Linked DNA regions of Homo sapiens: regions 1, 3 and 4 are each linked to region 2. A link is a contact called in ENCODE Hi-C or POLR2A ChIA-PET data. All regions are on one chromosome and are shown on one strand. Each heading gives the region's core, a stretch centred on a gene start or an enhancer-like site at or near the end of the contact. The rest is flanking DNA. Distances are from core to core; before and after follow the strand shown. Region 1 holds the start of GCH1 (GTP cyclohydrolase 1). Region 2 holds the start of PSMA3 (proteasome 20S subunit alpha 3). Region 3 holds the start of HIF1A-AS3 (HIF1A antisense RNA 3). Region 4 holds the start of SAMD4A (sterile alpha motif domain containing 4A).

Evidence for each region. Hi-C counts contacts between places; a loop is a spot of excess contacts on that map. ChIA-PET counts read pairs that join two places held with the same protein, here RNA polymerase II (POLR2A). Pooled maps may share reads with other maps.
Region 1: a map of naive thymus-derived CD4-positive, alpha-beta T cell shows a loop between it and region 2 (18-fold over the local background). The contact joins the promoter of GCH1 here to the promoter of PSMA3 in region 2. A Hi-C loop is called at or near these places in 2 of 168 maps with a recorded cell type or tissue (CD8-positive, alpha-beta T cell and naive thymus-derived CD4-positive, alpha-beta T cell), 1 of 37 single-sample maps with no recorded cell type and 6 of 50 pooled maps.
Region 3: a map of B cell shows a loop between it and region 2 (16-fold over the local background). The contact joins the promoter of HIF1A-AS3 here to the promoter of PSMA3 in region 2. A Hi-C loop is called at or near these places in 1 of 168 maps with a recorded cell type or tissue (B cell) and 6 of 50 pooled maps. POLR2A ChIA-PET finds 5 or more read pairs at or near these places in 1 of 52 experiments (endothelial cell of umbilical vein).
Region 4: a loop to region 2 is called in a map of naive thymus-derived CD4-positive, alpha-beta T cell, with 8 times the contacts of the local background. The contact joins the promoter of SAMD4A here to the promoter of PSMA3 in region 2. A Hi-C loop is called at or near these places in 2 of 168 maps with a recorded cell type or tissue (CD4-positive, alpha-beta memory T cell and naive thymus-derived CD4-positive, alpha-beta T cell) and 8 of 50 pooled maps.

Annotation. Positions count from the first base shown.
Region 1 is chr14:54,899,532-54,904,131 of GRCh38, forward strand. It overlaps GCH1 (GTP cyclohydrolase 1), which reads right to left and starts at 3,295. Exons shown (of 6, transcript NM_000161.3): 1 at 2,790-3,295. The coding sequence starts at 3,132. RefSeq lists silencers at 2,480-2,539, 2,550-2,599, 3,010-3,649.
Region 2 is chr14:58,243,010-58,247,432 of GRCh38, forward strand. PSMA3 (proteasome 20S subunit alpha 3) reads left to right here and starts at 1,834. Exons shown (of 11, transcript NM_002788.4): 1 at 1,834-1,932. The coding sequence starts at 1,912. RefSeq lists enhancers at 1,388-1,437, 1,478-1,677, 1,846-2,743, 1,858-2,307.
Region 3 is chr14:61,749,049-61,753,471 of GRCh38, forward strand. It overlaps HIF1A-AS3 (HIF1A antisense RNA 3), which reads right to left and starts at 2,049. Exons shown (of 3, transcript NR_144368.1): 1 at 1,837-2,049. HIF1A-AS2 (HIF1A antisense RNA 2) reads right to left here and starts at 41. Exons shown (of 1, transcript NR_045406.1): 1 at 1-41. RefSeq lists a silencer at 2,071-2,380.
Region 4 is chr14:54,565,794-54,570,449 of GRCh38, forward strand. SAMD4A (sterile alpha motif domain containing 4A) reads left to right here and starts at 1,335. Exons shown (of 13, transcript NM_015589.6): 1 at 1,335-1,545; 2 at 1,703-2,319. The coding sequence starts at 2,124. RefSeq lists silencers at 117-246, 807-856, 977-1,166, 2,007-2,066, 2,307-2,366.

The DNA of each region.
Region 1 (4,600 bases), core at 2,045-4,544, 3.3 Mb before region 2:
GTCTCCCCACGTTGCCCAGGCTGTTCTCCTGAGCAACAACTATCCTCCTGCCTCAGCCTCCCTAGTAGCTGGGACTGCAGGCACGCCACAAAACCTGTCTTTATATTGTGGTAAAATATATATAAAATTGGTCATTTTTAGCCATCTTGAAGTTACAATCCAGTGGCATTCACAATATTGTGCAACTATCACCACTCTCTAGTTCCAGAACATTTTCATGACTCCAAAAGGAAGCTCCAAAGGAAGCTCCATACTCATTAAACAATCACTACCCATCCCCCTCTTCTCGCCAGTCCCTGACAACTACTAATCTTGCAGTGTCTCTACATCCATGGACTTTTTTTTTTTTTGAAATGGAGTTTAGTTCTTGTTGCCCAGGCTGGAGTGTAATGGTGCGATCTCGGCTCACTGCAACCTCCGCCTCCAGGGTTCAAATGATTCTCCTACCTCAGCTTCCTGAGTAGCTGGGATTACAGGCACCTGACACCATGCCCGGCTAATTTTTGTATTTTTGGTAGAGAATGGGTTTTCCCATGTTGGCCAGGCTGGTCTCGAACTCCTGACCTCAGGTGATCCGCCCGCCTCGGCCTCCCAAAGTGCTGGGATTACAGGTGTGAGCCACCGCGCCCGGCCCATGGACTTTTTAAATAGTAAAACTTGACCAGAACAGTTTTTTTGTTTTTTTTGTTTTTTCTGGAGACAGAGTCTCCCTCTGTCGTCCAGGCTGGAGTGCAGTGGTGCAATCTCGGCTCACTGCAACCTCCTCCTCCTGGGTTCAAGTGATTCTCCTGCCTCAGCCTCCCGAGTAGCTGGGACTACAGGCGCCCGCCATCACACCCGGCTAATTTTTTTGTATCTTTAGTAGAGACGGGGTTTCGCCATGTTGACCGGGCTGGTCTTGAACTCCTGACCTCAGGTGATCCGCCCACCTCGGCCTCCCAAAGTGCTGGGATTACAGGCGTGAGCACCGAGCTCGGCCAACCAGAACAGTTTTCTAATGTGGAATGATGTGTTCTTTGCAGTTATTAATCCTCTTTAAATGAATCTTCGCTCATGAGATATTTCAGCTAACCATTTCTCAAGTAAATCTGTGAGTCACTTTAGATAATTCTGTGACCTGTCTCAGGGTCAGAAATTCCTCTCTCTTTGGGTAATTAGATCCATGCTAGATTACAGAACACTGTCCTATGAATTCTCTTTAAGGGAGGATTCCCAAAGCCTGGCCGATGCTGTGAAGTAAACCACTTTCTGTGTCTGCAAGGGGCAAAATGAGTAAGGCCTTAAGAAGACATTTCATTACATTGTGAAATATCTCACACACACACACACACACACACACACACACACACACACACACAAATTTAAAGCCCTAGACCTCCAAAGAGCTGATCCCACAGAAAACTGAAAGTTTATTTTTCAGTCTTTGTATTTTGAAATCTCTTCTGAGATTCCAAACTTTTGCAATTGAGGGGTAAAAAAAAGTGAATTTGGAAACAGAACTAGAAGTCACTGCCGGTTTTAGAGTGTAGCATCATTTCCTTTTGGGGCCCCGTCTCTTTCACATTCTGATTTCCCACCCTTCCTTTGGGGTGTGGAAGACTGGGCAAAAAATAACTTTCTTTTTCCCAGGGTCTATTTGGTGGAATCGCTCTACACTCCTTCAGAGAAATAACTGGGGCAGGGAGATTGCCTTTCCAGCGCACTGTTTTTCTTTCAAAAAACAGTGAACGGTAGAATGCTTCTTAGGGCAAATAAATAAATGTCACCAAGACACACGGAAGGTGTAGACTGGAAAATAATGTCTTTGGTCCCAGCTGTAGAAGCCAGAAGCTTTATTTTTTTAAACACAGACCAATACTGCTTCTCTGGCCAACAGGCAGCAAAGTCCCCATTTTCCACTCTCCATCACCCCATCTTGCATCCTACCCACACTGATTGCATCCCCACCCTCTGGGTGAAAAGCCGACACGCCTCAGACGCTAACAGCACCGGGTCAACCCGGCTTTATTTTAGGGTGGGAGGGTGCGGGGATGAGACTGAGTCCTGGAACCCACGGAGCCCTCCGAATCCCGGAGTAGCTTTACTGCTTTTTGCGGGGTTGGGGGTGGGGGGAGGAAACAGATTTCAGCAGCAAACTCACCCAATCAACCTCACACCTCAAACTCCGGGGAAGCCCGTGCCCAAAATTGTGCCGAATTTTGTAAATGTCCTGAACTGGAGTAAACTTGAGGTGGACAAAAAAAAAAGCACAACTCTAAGACTCCGATCCCCTGGCAAATCAGTGGGAATGCAGGTCCCCGAGGTTTCGGGGAAGGATCGCGCCGAGGCTTCAATCCAGATACACACCCTGACAATGGGATCTCAATAAGGAACTACCCAGGAAGCCGTCGCCGCAGCAAGTGCCCAGGTGATCCTTATCGTGGGCAAGTTTGGAACCGCAGGTACCCCGAGAATCCCGCGCTGGGCGCTCAGGCGAGAGGGCTCCGGGCTCCCGTCCACGCCCACCCGGGGCGTTCTAGGAGGGCTGCGCGCTGGGAGCGGGAAGGGCCCCTGGAAGGCGGCTGCAGCGAGTTCCGGGGCTGAGAGGTCGCTGCCACCCAGGAAGCCCCGACTGTGCCCCACGCAGGGCCTCGGCAGGGCGGCAGGCTAGGGCGGGTTCGGAGGTGACAGCGCCCGGCTTCCTGCGCCAAAAGTGAGGCAACTCCGGAAACTTCCTGGAGCCGGCGCGCGTTTCCTGCAAGCACCGCCCCCGCCGCCCGCACGCTCTAGCAGCCCGCGGGCGCACTGACCTGAGATGGTCTCCTGGTAGCCCTTGGTGAAGAACTGCATGGCCGAGGCCGCCCTCCAGGGCGTCTTGAGCAGCCCTTGCCGCTGGGGGTTCTCGCCCAGCGAGCTCAGGATGGACGAGTAGGCGGCTGCCAGGTTAGGGAGGTTCAGCTCGTTATCCTCCTCGCTGCGGGGCCGCTCGCCCTTCCAGCCGTCCGCGGGCTGCGCGCTCTTGGCCTCGGGCCGCGGGGGCTTCTCCGCCGGCCTGCTGGGCCCGGGCCGCGGCGGATCCCGCTCGGGGAACCCATTGCTGCACCTGGCGCCCCGCGGCTTCTCCGCCGGTGCCCGCACAGGGCCCTTCTCCATGGACCCGCCGCAGCCGCTGCCGTTCGGGAAGGACCCCGGGGCGCTTCGAGGTCTGCGGCTAAACTCCGCCGGTGGCCGCGGACAATGGGCTGTGGCCGGAGTCACCTGAGGAAGGTACGCAACCTGCTTAGATCACACTCCGAGCCGGGAGCGGCCACAGGCTGGAAAGCCCGGCCGCGCCTCCTTTTTATGGCCCGGCGGCTCAGCCTGCGCCGCGGAGCGCTCCCATTGGCCGGCCCCGCCTCGCGTCACGGCCCTCGCCGCGCCCCTCGGCCTCCCGCCCCCGGGGTCCCCAGCAGGGGTCGCGGCTCCGGAGACGCCCGGAGGGGTTCGCAAGCGCAGGGAGGGAAGGAAAAGGGCGCCGGCCCCTAGGATCAGGCGGGACCCCTCCACTTATTGCGGAATGAGCCGAACCCGAAAAGAGGCAGTCGTCCAGGAGCTGGGATCTCAGTGAGAAAGACGCGGTCTGGGCGCCCAGTCGCCCCCTCTTCAGGCCAAGAGGGCGCTGCATTGAAGGGCTCCGGTCCCCTCGCCCTGTGAAAGATCAGCAAACAGGTGGCCTTGCCTGGAGAGAGACCGAGTTAAGCCACCGATTAGGAACCAACTCTTAAGCTTTCAAGGCAAGAGAATAATGTGACTTCAGACTCTTGGGTTTAGTTAAAAACGCACCTGCCACCTAGGGGCCAGGTGGCACCGCTGTCGGGGCAAGTGTCACATCAAGTGGCCCTTATGTGGGTCCCTATGTCTAGAAGGATAGGATTTATGGTTGCTAGAACTTTGATCCTGGAAAAATTGATTTGCAAACGAAGATAGGACTTTCACTTAAAATCCATTTCCGTCGGTGGCTCACGCCTGTACTCCCGGCGCTTGGGGAGACCGAGGCGGGAGGATCGCTTGAGGCCAAGAGTTCGAGACCAGCCTGGAAAACATAGCAAGACCTCATCTCTATAAAACCCATCGCATTTTCTAGAAACGCAGTTGTGCAGATTTGGTGCTCAATTGTTTTACAGTTCCATGCAAAGCGTCTTTCCCCAGATGTTGGTACAAATTGTGAAATGCTATTCACCAACTGAACTCTTAACCAGTGACATCTGCTGTAACTGTTTTCTTTGAGATTAATAAATGGACCTTTTTCCTCACTTGAGGGATTATCTCATAATGCCGAAGGTGAGCTTTAAAACATGTATCAAAATAATATTTTTTTTCTTTTTTTTTTTTTGAGGCTCACTTCATCCTCCGCCTCCTGGGTTCAAACGATTCTCCTGCCTCAGCCTCCTGAGTAGCTGGGATTACAGGCACCTGCCACCATGCCCGGCTAAATTTTTGTATTTTTAGGAGAGGTGGGGTTTTGCCATGTTGGCCAGGCTGGTCTCGAACTCCTGACCTCAGGTGATCCACCTGCCTCGGCCTCCCAAAGTGCTGGGATTACAGGTGTGAGCCACCATGCCTGGCCTAATGTAGATTTTCT
Region 2 (4,423 bases), core at 584-3,083:
TCACTCTCCATTACTGCTAGCTCACAAAAGTGCAATAACTTTCCAACTAGTATCCCTGCCTCTCTTCTTTCCCTTAGCTATCATTCTTCACACAGAAACAAGAGGTCATTTAATGATTTAAATCAAATCATATAATTCTCTTGCTTTAAAAACTCCTGATAACCTCACAGTAGAAAACCAATAATAAATGTGAAAAGAATGATGGAATTAGAAAATCACCATTTGGCAACCATTGTAATAATCAATTCAAATAAGAATCATCAGATATTAGAATTAATGAGTGAAATGTTGAGGCGTAAACAGGATGTGTACATATTCTCAAAGTATTTCCTCACAAGATACTAATTACAAAGGGAAAAATGAAACATTATCAGGGATAAATCTTCAGCAAGTGATCAAAGTTAACATTACCAGCAATAAAACAACTAACATCATGTCCCTTCTAATGTAATGCTCTGACATGAATGAATACAAGGTCATTTCTGTAGTATTCCTGCCATAAATGCATCACTTGAATCAAATAACAAAAAAATCAAACCTAAATTAAGGAATATTCTACAAAATAAATGGTTTGTATTCTTCAAAAGTGTTCATGCCATGAAAACTGAAGAAATACTAAGCAACTATTTTCCAGACTAAAGCAGATTGGAAACATGACAACTGAATGCAAGGTGTGATCTTGGATTTTCTTTTGCTATGAAGGACATTATTGGGCCATTTACCAAAAAAAAAAAAAAAATGCATAAAGTTGATAGATCATAGTATTGGTAATTTTCTGATTTTCACAATAATACTGTGTCTCTGTGAAATAATGTTCCTGTGTTGGGGGAAAATACACACTGACGTATTAATATTTAGGAGTAAAAAAAATGCTGATGCCCTATTTACAATCGGATTAAAATTCAAACCACTTCAAGATTTGGTCTCCTGTGCACTTGTTCTCTTCCTGTCATTCTTCCCCACTTAATCATTATGAGAGGTCACTCTGACGTGACAGTTCCCAGCGCAAGCCAAGTTTTTTACTGTTCCCTAAACCACTGTCTTTTGTTACCCTATTTTAGTTTAAATATCACTCACTCAGAAAGTCATTCCCTGAGCACACTGCCTAAAGTTAGTACCTCCATTGTCTATTAAAGCACTCTTTCTTCTTACTATTTTGCTTATTTATTGTTACCTATTTATTCCCACTGAATGGAAATTACATTAGAAATGGGGGTATGCTCTGTTCACGGCTTTTTCTTGAACACGTGGAATATACTAGCGCTCAAAAAATATCTTTAATCAGACTTATCTTTAACTCTTACCAAAAAGCGTTATACTCATAGAAAGAGCACTAATACTTCCGTAAAATTCTAAGCTGAATTCAAAGACGATACCCTTTAAGTGAAACTTCACGAGAGCCTGAGCACAAGGAGGTGAAGTGGATGCCATCAAGATTCTGGGTCAGGGTCGGGACGCGGAGGAAGACAGGTTACTTCGCGCCTACTGCTTTTTCTACTTTTTGTGAGAGTATACCAGCATCTCTCCCTTTGGCTTAAAGAAAGAATAAAGTGAGGAGAGAATAATAATATAAAAGATAAATAATAATTCCAAGGAAAGGAATAGAGCAGCTTCTCAGATACCACGACGCCAAGCGGCTCAAAGTACGCGAACCGAAGGAGGAGCCTTTGCTTTCCCCAACCCCGCCTCCATTGCTTCTGCACATGCGCGCCGCCAGCCTCTCGCGGCCCGCTTTTTTCCCACAATACTCCTCGTCCTGGGGGCCGGAGCCGCGGAACGAGCCACAGAGAAAAAGGTTATTGGTTGGCAGTTCAGCCAATGAGCGGGCCTGTTACTAGTTTGCGGCATCCTGTGGTATAGGGGAAGCGCTCCGGGCCTGGAATCCCTACGCGTCCCTTTGGGTTTAGCACGATGAGCTCAATCGGCACTGGGGTGAGTTCGCTGTCTGTCGGTGTAATAGTTTAACCTAAGGATTGGGGTTGAAGGGAACTCGGACAGACCACATGGGGTTCGCGGACCCGGGGTGCTCTGAGACCGCCTTCGGCTGGGTGGGCCATTTGCAGCTGTTTGGAGACCGGTCGTCTTTATCCCCTATATGCTAGGCCTGCGTCTCAGGTGACCGTGACTCCTGAAGCTTTTCAGCGCAGGTGTAGCCGGCTTGGCGTCGCCGCAGTGAGGTTTGGAGCCGCTTTGGATTGCTGAGTCACTTTCTTCAGCCACTTAGGGAAACCGAAAGTGGAAACTCGTGGGGCTTGAAATAGTGTGTTCTCTTGAGAACCACCGAGGCAGTGAGATTTGGGATTCCGGGGTCTGGAGATCGTGCTTTTTGTGGACTGCGTTTGCAGTTCCTAGGGTGCTGCTGATTCACAGGCCTTCTCTGTCTTTAAGTGTGCAGATCATTGACCGCTCAGTTTAAGAGTCACTGGAAATCCTGTCGGAACAGAACTAATAAAAATGGTCTGAAAAACAATCTGATGAATCCTTCAGTTTTTCCTTTCTCGTTTTTCCTATACAAATTACCTAACAGCGCTTGTAGGCATTTATTCCGTAAACGTTTAAATGGTTACTTAGGAACTTAACAGCTTCAGACTTTTCATAGACTGTTGAGGATTTTGCAGTGGGACTTGTTAACTTGTTTGGCTTTCCTTTGTTAAACGTATTGCATATGTGCAGTCAGTTTACTCCTTTTATGTACTTCTCTATATAGAAAATACAGTTTCTAAAAGATTTATTGGTTATTTGCACTAGAGTTATTGAATAATGAGTTTCTCAGTTCCTCAATTTCTACTTCTTAACAAGATTCTCATGCTCAGCCTTAAGTTCAAGTACCGGTGTTCTAAATTTGATAATAGGCAACTTATGTCTGGAATGGTTTAATCCATTCAGTTATGAATGCTAAAGTTCTGCCATACTTTTCTTGGATAAGTAAATGCTCAATATTAAATCTTGTAGCAAACTGACTTTGCAATTATATTAATATTACCTTGAATTAATAGTATTTCATTCTACAAACCTTTTAAAGAATACTTGATAATGTAACCATGTGGGATATTTTAGTAACAATGGTAGGGTTAATGATCTGGGTTTAACAGATCAGGAAACAGACTCAGAAAGTACCACTGCTGAAGGCTTTTCTTCTGTCTTCATTTCTCCCAAGAACTCCAGATACGAATATTTGTTTGTCTGCTTGACATGTCTGTTCACTTGATCGTTTAATAGTCATTTCGTACTGCATGTGAAAGTAGAGCTCTGGGTTTTCTCCTCACCTTGCCATTTTGCATCTACTACAGTCTTCAGCTCAGTGAATGGTCATATGAAAAAATCTGTTATTCATCTTTAATTCCTTTTTTTACTTTACTCCCAGAACCAACGCTTTAGCAAGTTTATTTTTTTATTTTTATTTTGTTTGAGACGGAGTCTTGCTCTGTTGCCAGGCTGGAGTGCAGTGGCACGATCTTGGCTCACTGCAACCTGTGCCTCCCAGGTTCAAGCAATTCTCCTGTCTCAGCCTCCCGAAGAGCTGGGACTACAGGTGCGCACCACCACGCCCAGCTAATTTTTGTATTTTTCGTAGAGATGAGGTTTCACCATGTTGGCCAGGATGGTCTCCATCTCTTGACCTTGTGATCAGCCCGCCTCACCCTCCCAAAGTGCTGGGATTACAGGCATGAGCCATCACGCCTGGCCTAGCAAGTTTATTTTTATTATTTTTATATTTTACTCTACTCTCAAAAAATATTCCCTTCTACCTCTTCTCTCGTCTAAGCTACTACCGCTATCTTTGGAACACCTTATCTTTGCTTCTGTTGTTCTCTCTACAGCTTATTTTCCGCATAAAGCCAGAATGATGTTTTTAAAAATATAGATGATACCACTCCCCCTGCTTAAATTTCTCATTGCATTTAGAATAAAATACAGAGTCCTTTTTCCATCCTGGAAGACACAACATAATCTGGCCCTCAGCTACCTCACTAACACAGTTTACTCTTCTTTCTGCTGCTTACAGTGCTTGGGACACAGTGACCTTATTTCTGTTTCTTGACTGTGCTAGCCTTATTTCTACCCTAAGATCTTTGTGCCAAATGTCAAGAAGACTTTTCCTTCATATCTTAAATGGCTAGCTCCTTGTCATTTAGGTTTGACTCAGCCTAAATATAACTGCCCAGAAGGCCTTCCCTGATGATGTAGTCTGTAGTAGTTCATTGCTTTACTCTTTTATTTTCATCTTAGTGCCTTTTCTGATTTACTGCTGTACCTCTAGCACCTAGATTCATGTCTGATGTGAAACTGAAGGACTTAATGAATGAGTATACCTTTGTATTCCGTATAGTAACATAATAGATACTCATTAACTGCTTGGTGAATGCCGAATGATTTGTTTGAAGTCTTTTAGTTTGTTAATGGCAGAGTTATCGTTACAAAT
Region 3 (4,423 bases), core at 799-3,298, 3.5 Mb after region 2:
AGATCTCTTAGGTAGCTCTTTTTATCTTACAATGGAGGACAGTGATTACAATTATATGAAAATTTTGGAACAAAAGTTAATACTAAGATTCAGTGCAAAATTTGGGGGGGGGGGGGGCACAGGTATACTTAAGCACAAACACTGTGACCCAAAGTGCTTCAACATTTAGTTACAGATAGTAGTATACTAGAAGTGGTATTTTAGAATAAAGTGGTTGCTTAGTATTCACAGGTCACAAAACAAAAAATTATTCTTGTATAGCAAATTAGCTTCAGTTGAAAACTATTTGTAAAAGCAGATTATGTAATGACCAGGAGTTCAGGAAAATGACTTCTGAAAGCATTGAGAAGGGAAAGCCACGTTAAAGGACAGTACAGCTGGAAGGAAGCAAGTACTTACCCACTGCTCAGTCACTAAGACAACAAGCTCCTTGGAGTGCTTTAAGCTACGGAATAGCAGAACTGGCCCTTCCCAATTTTATGCACCGTCACAAATTTCTTCATAATGGTTTTGTCCAAGGCTTATAACCCAACCCTGGCAACTATAATCCTTACTTTATGAAACAGCTGTATTTCTTTTATACTCATAACCCAGAAAAATGAGAATGTATGTTCTGAGTATAAAAGAAATGTAGCTATTCCATAAAAATACAGGAGAAAAAGAATAAAGCTATTTTAATTTTTTTAATGCAGTATCATTAAAAAACAAACCAAGTTTGTTCTAAGTTTGACTTTAGAGTCAGGAGACTTAAGCTTACATTTCTGGTCTGCCATCTATTACTTTTAGAGCTTGGGTAAATCTTCATTTGAGATCTAAATGCTATATATAGTTCATTCATAGCAGTACCAGATAAGGGAGGAGTATATCTATACAGTATATAGTCTTGAAGAAGTGATCTAAGGCTCGGAGCTTTTGAGGTGGCCATGAGTGACTCCAAAGTCCATGGAGCTAACCACCCTGCAGTGCTAGCCAATCCAGTTGAACATACCCTTTTCTCCATTGTTAACTGTTTGTTTAAATAGCAAACAGAAGGCGGCAATGGAGGTGTGGAAAACTGAGGATCCGATGTCACTTGAAAGTAATGAGATCACATAACATTGAGGGAATGTCCTAAGAGGAGTGGCAGGGCATAAATAGAAATGAATAAAAGTGTTTTCAAGTGCCATTTAGTGGGTTCTGAATTTGAACTAGAGATTGAGATATCCAGTTATGGAGACATTAACTCAAATTAACAAGGTAGTGAATGGGAAAGCACAAACTATAAAAGACTGTATCAATGTATGGTATTTTTTCCCAGAGCTGTTTTGACTTAATGGCATAATAGATATGTTTAAGTTTTTATAACCTCACGATTATCATTCCAAATCTTATTTTCCTCCTAGAAGCCTCTGTACAGAAAAGATGAACTTAAAATTACTCGCTTTGTAGAAACTTAATCTAAAAGTTCAAAATGTTTAAGTAGCAATACCTAAAACAAGTTGCAGAGTAAAGAATCCTCTTTTTTTCTTTTTTTCAACATTAAGATTTGGTTAAATAAAACCTTTGCAAACGTGTTGCCAGCTGGAACCAACAAAAATGTAAAGAAAAAAACTTTTACTTTTTTTTTTTTAAGTTTTCCACTAACCACTTTGCTCACATTTCGTTCCTTTAAATAGAGATGAACCTGTCGTCCCAGATTATTTTACAGAGAAATAGTGAAATTAGTGGAATTCGATACAAAAATAGTCTCCCTGTAGGATAAAAGTTATACTTTACCATAAACCTTCCTATGAACGCCTTCTGGAGCTTTGATGTGTTCACACCTTTCAGAGGTTTGGACATAATTTTTATTCTTACCTGTAGTGGATAGTTTTTCCAAGACGCTGCCCAGACACCCGATCTCCGTGTACTATTGAATTTCGTTTATTCCCTTGTCTTGGCTCCATTCTGGGACGGAGAGGAAAGACAGGTGCCTGAGAGCGGCAGCGGTCAGAGCCCCGCGGGGAGAATACCAAGCATGCGGAAGGTACCCGGCACCCTTCTGTTCCTGGTGTGGCTGGCGCTACATGATGAGGATGCGAAACCCAAGCCAACCCGAGAAACTTCCCGAGCCCCGCCCGGCGCGCGGCAGGCCACGCCTCAGTACGTGCTCGGGCGCAGCACCGCAGTCCCGGGCCCCGCCCGCGGCCCCGGCCGTGGGCTCCAGGGCTCCAGCCGCGCAAGGCGACTTTCGTGTACGCTGTGGGGTGGCTGCTGCCCGCTGCGCGTACGTGTGGGAGCGCATGCGGGAGGCCCTGGCCGCTCCTGGCCTGCGAACGGGCGGCGCCAGGCGTGGGGGGTCAGCCCTGGGCTTTGTCTTCTGGGACTTGTCAAAGTCGGAAGCCTAGTGCTTCCCCAAACTTTGTTTTTTAGATGGGGGGGGCGTGGGCGAATGGGACTTGATGTATTGCGGAAGAGCTGCCTCCCGAAATTCCCAAGCAAATGCTTTGGGGTATGAAGCTTTTTCTTTGTAGAATAGAAAAAGTTGAGTTCTAACAGATTGGATAGTGGTTAGTTATATAATACTTTTTTAAAAAAAATTAGACATCTAATCAAAAATAGAGGAGTTCTATGTTTATTTAAATATATTCCTCTTAAGGCACTCAAAGAGTTCGTTTATTTTAAATAAAGCACGTTGAGATATGCCTAGTTAAGGATCTCGAAACTTTATCCCACTTGGTGCCGTTTTTATTTTGGTGGTTTTGTGGGGGGTGGTTTTTTGGGCTTTTTACTGTTTTGATTTTATTGTATGCCAGCTATTGAGAATCCTTTGGGAGAAGATAATCTTGTTGGACAGAAGGGAGATGAGTGTATAGAGTACGGAAAAAGCTTGGAGCCTTAATCTCTGTAATAATTGGTATGTTCAGATTGCACAATGTATTATAAAGTACAAAGCCAGGTATTTAGAATAAATAACTTCGCCTCTGCATATCCACAGCTCACTACATTTTACATTTTATTTTCATTTGTTTCCTTCAGGAAAATTCATTGTTTGTGGTTTCCTCAAATAGCATTTTATAGAAAGCAAAGGTACACTTTTCAAAAGTAGTTGAGGTGTTTTAGATACTTTTTTACTAATAAAAACTGATCTGTAGCCTCACTTATCATATGTGTGTGTGTTCGTGTCTAATCAGGGAGGTGCCCTTTAATGAGAGTGCCATAATTCTTTTGGTCCTACGGATGCATAATCATTATAGATGGACAATTTTCCATAGAAGAGAGCAGGCTGGTGGGGCTGTAATATTTATCACAAAGGGTCATGCTTTTTACAAAGTAGAGAAACACTGTGTAAAGTCAGACAAGTAGATTAGGATTCTGTGAAGTAAAATCTAATTTTAAAGATCTTTGAAATATTAACATTAAAAACCCTGTTTTATGTAGAGATCCTTTCCAAATATGACTGGATAATATTATTTCCTCTGAAATGGATTTTTAAAAACGGTTCTACATACAACTGCTATGACAAAATCTTTCATAGGCGTACAGAAACAAGCTGGACAGAAGTCATAAACTGTTGCCTGACTCCCTAATCTGCTGGTAGAATATTAAAGCAAAAACCTAAAGAAAGTGAGCTACAAATACGGAAAATTAGAAAGGAGCCAATACAGCCTGGGAGGTACTTTGCATCAGCCTTTGCCTCTTACTTAGAGTTTTCCCAACTGCAAATATTTATCATTCCTGTGAATTTCCTTATCACTTCCTCTTTAGCTTTCTCACTTCTCTTTTTTTAACCTTATAATTTTTGCATGTCTTATCCCTCGTACTAAACTCTTAGTTTCTTCAGAGCATGGTTCCCATCTGACTCATCTTTGATCCGTCCTAAAGCCTTCCACTCTGCATGCGCAAAAACAACTCACACATGATCCAAGGTGGAGAGGATTTCAGGTGTGTCAGAGACTAGAGAAGAATTATGATCAGAGGAACAAAGTGGGGAACAGAACCATTTTCTAGCTCTTCCAGGGAGATCCATTCAATCAATGAGTAGTGTTGAGTGAGTACAAGATATTATTCTAAGACCTCTAGGTGATATAAATATTCTAGAATATGGTGCCTGCTATCAAGGGTGCAGTTAATTCCCATTCTGTGAGGTATTCACAAATTCAACTGTACTTGTGCAAACACAGTTGAAATCTAAATAGAGTTTTTATTGGCCCTTTGAGATGTTCCAAGCCACCGTTACCTTTCCTTTTCATGGACTGTCTCCAGCTTGATAATCACCGTCTCCAGCCCAGGGTGCTCCCCGCAGGCGCCCCAAATTTGGCATGTCAAAAATTAACTCCTTATTTGTCTTCCAAATGGCTTCTCCTCTTGCATCTCCTGCTCAAGGAATGGCACCATTCAGTCTGAAACCAGAACCCTAGAGGTCACTTGTCACTACTCCCTTATCTACCATATATAGTCTGAC
Region 4 (4,656 bases), core at 85-2,584, 3.7 Mb before region 2:
GCGGCCGCAGGAAGAAATTCACCCGGACCCGTCCTCTTCCCCGAACTTCTTCGTTCCTCTCGGAGGTTCCTTCTACCCGACCCCTCTGCGCCACCAGCTCCTCCCACTCCGCTCCCCTCCCCTTTTTCTGGTCCCCACTTAGGAATCCGTCCCCCCGCCCTGCGCCGGGTCCGGGGTTCCTCCCCCCGGCTCCCCCCGCGTGCCGTCGCCGCCGCCCGGGTTCCTCTCCCCCCGCTCGGGCGCTCCCTGCCAAGCCCATGATGTAATGGTGTATGTTAATCAGTAGCATGTGGGGAGCTCCGGCTCGGGCGGCTCAGTCCTCCGCGAGCCGACACTGGAGGCAGCAGCAGCGGCGGCTGCAGCGGCCCCGACTCGAAGCACCGCACTCTCCCCGCGCCGCCCGCCCCGACGGCATGGCCCGCGGCCGGCGCTCCGGGCGCCCCCAACCCCGCTGAGAGCCGCCGCGGCCCCGGACCCGCGCAAGGGCCCCCGAGCCGCCGGGATGAGCCGCGCCGAGGTGAGCGCTCCCTCCCTACGGCCCTCGGCGGGGGACCCGCGGGTCACTGGGGGTCCCCTCCCCGGGGGCTTCCCCCTCCGCCCGAGAAGTTCTGGGAGCCGGAAGCAGCGTGTTGTTGGAAGCTAGCGGCTCCTTGAAGGCTGAGTCGCTGGGTTCTCCTCCCCGCCGGCGGCGGCCACGAGAACCGGGATGGGACTGGGGGAACCCCCGCAGCCGAACTTTCTTTGCTGTCGTTGGGGGGCGTGTGCCTGCGGCGCCGATCCGCATTCCCCGCGGGGCCGCCCCGCTGGCCGAAGGGAGCAGCGCTGCGGACCCCGGCCGTCCCCTCGCGGGGCGTGTGCCCAGCGCTGTGCCGCCCTCGGCCTGCGACGCGCGGGCGAGGCTCCGGGCCGGACAGACCAGCCCGTAGGCGGCGGCGGCAGGATGCCTGCCACACACGCGCGCACACACACACGCACACGCGCGCGCACAGTGACCGCTCCGGCCGGAGCAGGCCCAGGGAGACCTCCCGGGTGGGCTGGTGCGGCGCGGCGCGGGGGAGCCGGGGCTCTGGGTTGCGCCGCCGCCCGCTGGGCGCGGAGCTTTGGGTGGAGAGAGTTTATTTTTGTCTCGAGCTGCTGCCGCGGCTGCTCACGGCCTAAATCCAGAGGGGCGCCTGGCGGTGGAGATGCTGGCTGTTGCTGTAGATGGAGCTGCAGCCGCTCGGCTGCTTCTCTGGGAGGAGGAGGAGGAGTAAGAGGAGGAGGAAGGAACTCGGGCTGCCGCTGCCTCCGCCTCTGCTTTGCATTAGCTCCCACCCCCACCCCCGCGCCCCTTCGCAGCCGCATTGCAAGTTTTCTGCGCGGGGAAGATCTGTTGCTGGTGCTGGCGTTCTTAAGCACGGCGCCCGAGGCCACCCCAGGCGGGCCGTGAGGGGAGCACCAGCCGTTGGCAGCGGCAGCAACAGGAAGCCGCGGGGTCTCCTCCCGCACCTGGGAAGCAGGCTTCTCGCTGTTACCCGGTGGGGAATAGCCCATCTCCCACATCGGGTGCGGAGGGGGCGGAGGGGGCGGCTGGATTTCGGCGAACCCAACCTTCCGCGGGACGCCCCCTCCCCTGGCCCCAGCACCCTCTGATGCCCTCGTCCCCCCAGGGCGCGCTCCTCCGCTAGCCGAGGTCTCACTGCAGCTCTTTCTCTCCTTCCAGTGGTGATCGCCGCTCGGGAATGCGGGCGTGAAGGGTCCGAGTTGCCGCCCAGCGGGGAGGAGACCCCAGGACGCCGGAAATCACCATCCCAAAGCTGCAAGAAGGGGGGAGAAAGCATTCTTCATTCAGTTGTGTGCCTTGTGGGGGATTTTTAAAAAGTCGTTTTTTTTTTTAAAGAAACATTTCCGTGCTACTGTCTGTCATCGTCTCTGGGGAAATCAGCCAGAACCACCGGAACGTAACTGAAACCAGACAAGAGAGGCAGGAGCCCAGGCAGTACCTGCAGCGTCCGGGCACCAGAGCCACCTTGGAACAGGAACGCGTCTCCGGCCGCGGGGCTGCGGCTCCGCCAAACTTTGGGGCGGGCGGGGCGGGCTGGGGCGCCCAGGGGGCTCTGTAGACCGAGGGCGGCCCCCTAACCATGATGTTTCGCGACCAGGTCGGGGTGCTGGCGGGCTGGTTTAAGGGCTGGAACGAGTGCGAGCAGACTGTTGCGCTGCTGTCGCTGCTCAAGCGCGTGAGCCAGACCCAGGCCCGCTTCCTCCAGCTCTGCCTGGAGCACTCGCTGGCCGACTGCGCCGAGCTGCACGTCCTCGAACGCGAGGCCAACAGCCCCGGTAAGTGTGCGGCGGCCGCCGCCGCCGTCCCGCCTGCCCAACCCCCGCTCCTCCCTCCGCTTCTCTGCCTCGGGCCAGGCCGAGGCCAGTCCCTGCCAGCCGCGCCGGGACCTGGACGGCGTGGCCCCGAGGCCCTCGGAATCCACCCCCTCCGGGTGTCCCCCCACTACCGCCCCCCACCTACTTACCTCCGCCGGCCGCTTTGGGATTTTGCCCACTGTGAACTCCGTCAGCCCTTTCCGTGTGGTAGCTACGGTAGCATGAATGATTGATTTTTCTCTCATGCAGTTTCCTGGGAAATAAGTAAGTCAGGTCACGTAGAGTCTGGATTTTCTGGGTGTGTGTGTTTTTTCCTTCCTCCTCCTTCTTTTGGGCAACGTGGCTCGCTGGATTTCAGCAACACATGATAGATGCCCGGGACTGCCCTTCAGAAGCCAAGCTTGGATAAGGCTGTGTGAGGAGTACATGAAAATCCAATTTTATTATTCATTTTTCCCCACAGATATTCTGGTTTTAGAGCTTCGTCTTCAGAATAATATGCAGGTGACGCTAGAGACTAGTAAAATGACATTTGCAGCATATATATATATATATATATATATATATATATATATATATATATATATATAATGCGGTTAAGCTTACTGCTCGTGACATTATCCATATTGATACGGATCTTGTAGAAAAAAAGGGTCTTGGAGAAAGGACAGGCATGAAGTGGGTTACTTAATGCTTTTCGTTAGGAAACTTTACTGAATAGAACAGAATCGTTTCATATTACCCTGCTAGTATTTACAGACACCTCAACTAGTATGGAAAGTGAATATAGTCGAAAGGTCCAGCAGTTTCCTATTTGCTAGCGTGGGTGGTGACAGACTGAAATTATATCCTGGAGGGTAGGAGGAGGCTGGGGGATGGGGGGAAAGTCTGATGGTTGTGATTTTGGATAGGGGGAAATTCTTTAGTTCATGCTGCTGCAGGAGGGTGAACAGAGTCCCCAGTGTTTATGCAGAGAAAAGAATGCAGGGTCCTCTTCCAGCTGTTCCATGTTGGAGCTGCGAGCCTGCAAAGCTCAGCAGAGGTCTGGGCTGCCATTTGATGACAAGGTCCAGTCCAGGGCAGTGGGGCCTGGGAGACACTAAAGTGAGTGTGCCTTCAGAGCAGCAAGAAGCGAGCCGGCCTACTCATTCCTCCTCCCTAGTATGGTGTGCACGATGGTGAAAACACTAGAATGGGATGCTTCCATATATAGAATCATAGGGTGGAAGTGACCGCTGGAAATCTTCACAGTTCTTTTCCTGACCAGACAGGACTGCACCCGAAAGATCCTGCATGGCCAAGTATGGAGGGCCACATTGAGGGAGATTCCATTGAGCCCGAGCCTCCCAGCTCACACCAGGACTCACTGGGGTGGCGATGACAGGGCCCCCTTTGGTTGAGCTCCACGTTTATAAATAGCTGGAGGGCCAGCCTCCTTCACTGGGGTGTGGAAGCATAATTGGGTAACTGATGATCCACCCTCTTTGCTTCCTTCCTTAATTTCAGCGGGAAGCCTGGTTTACCTGCTCGGTTTTACTTTCTCAGGTTTGACAAACAAGGTTATATAAACTTTTGCATTTTATAGATTGCAGAGGATTTACGCAGAGTCATTTAGGTTGAATGCTTGATTTCAGTGCTGGTAGGGACTGTTCAAACTCATCTTTAGGTTATTCAAATGTTGGAGCAGCACTTTTTCCCTTTGAGTAATGGAGATGACTTTTCCCAATAGAGCAGCCACCAGGTTAGTAAGTAAAACAGTTAAATGTTAAAATAAGGTGGCCTAATTTTAAAAATCTCATAATTTAAAAAATTGAACTGTGAATTTTTTGAAGTCACTTGGCATTTTTTTTCCCTTAAGACATGTTTGGCCATACTTATTTGTATAAGATACCCACCTGTTCATGCTGCTAAATGATGTAGATATACAAAATATAGAACCATTGTGTAAGATAGGAACTGGTCTCCAGTTTCTGGATTAATCCTTCGCCTAGACGTTTTGCCTGCATGGAAATCTTTGCAGTTGTTTTGTTGTGTGGCCAGGACAGAAATTTCTTAGGAGGTCATGTGATGATTTGGTTTACTTTCGGAGTGTGGGGATCATAAAGAGCATCAGGAGTTGTCATAGCATACCTGAGTCTGTAGTGTGGCTCTCTGCATATCCGGAAACTAGCCAAGAACCAGGAAGGGGGCAAAAAGTCCACTTCGCAACCAGAGTAGATAGCATGAAAGTCCAAGAGAATATTTCAGGCCCTCTCTCAGAATGTACTTGCTCTTATTCTAGACACAATCCTAACATTT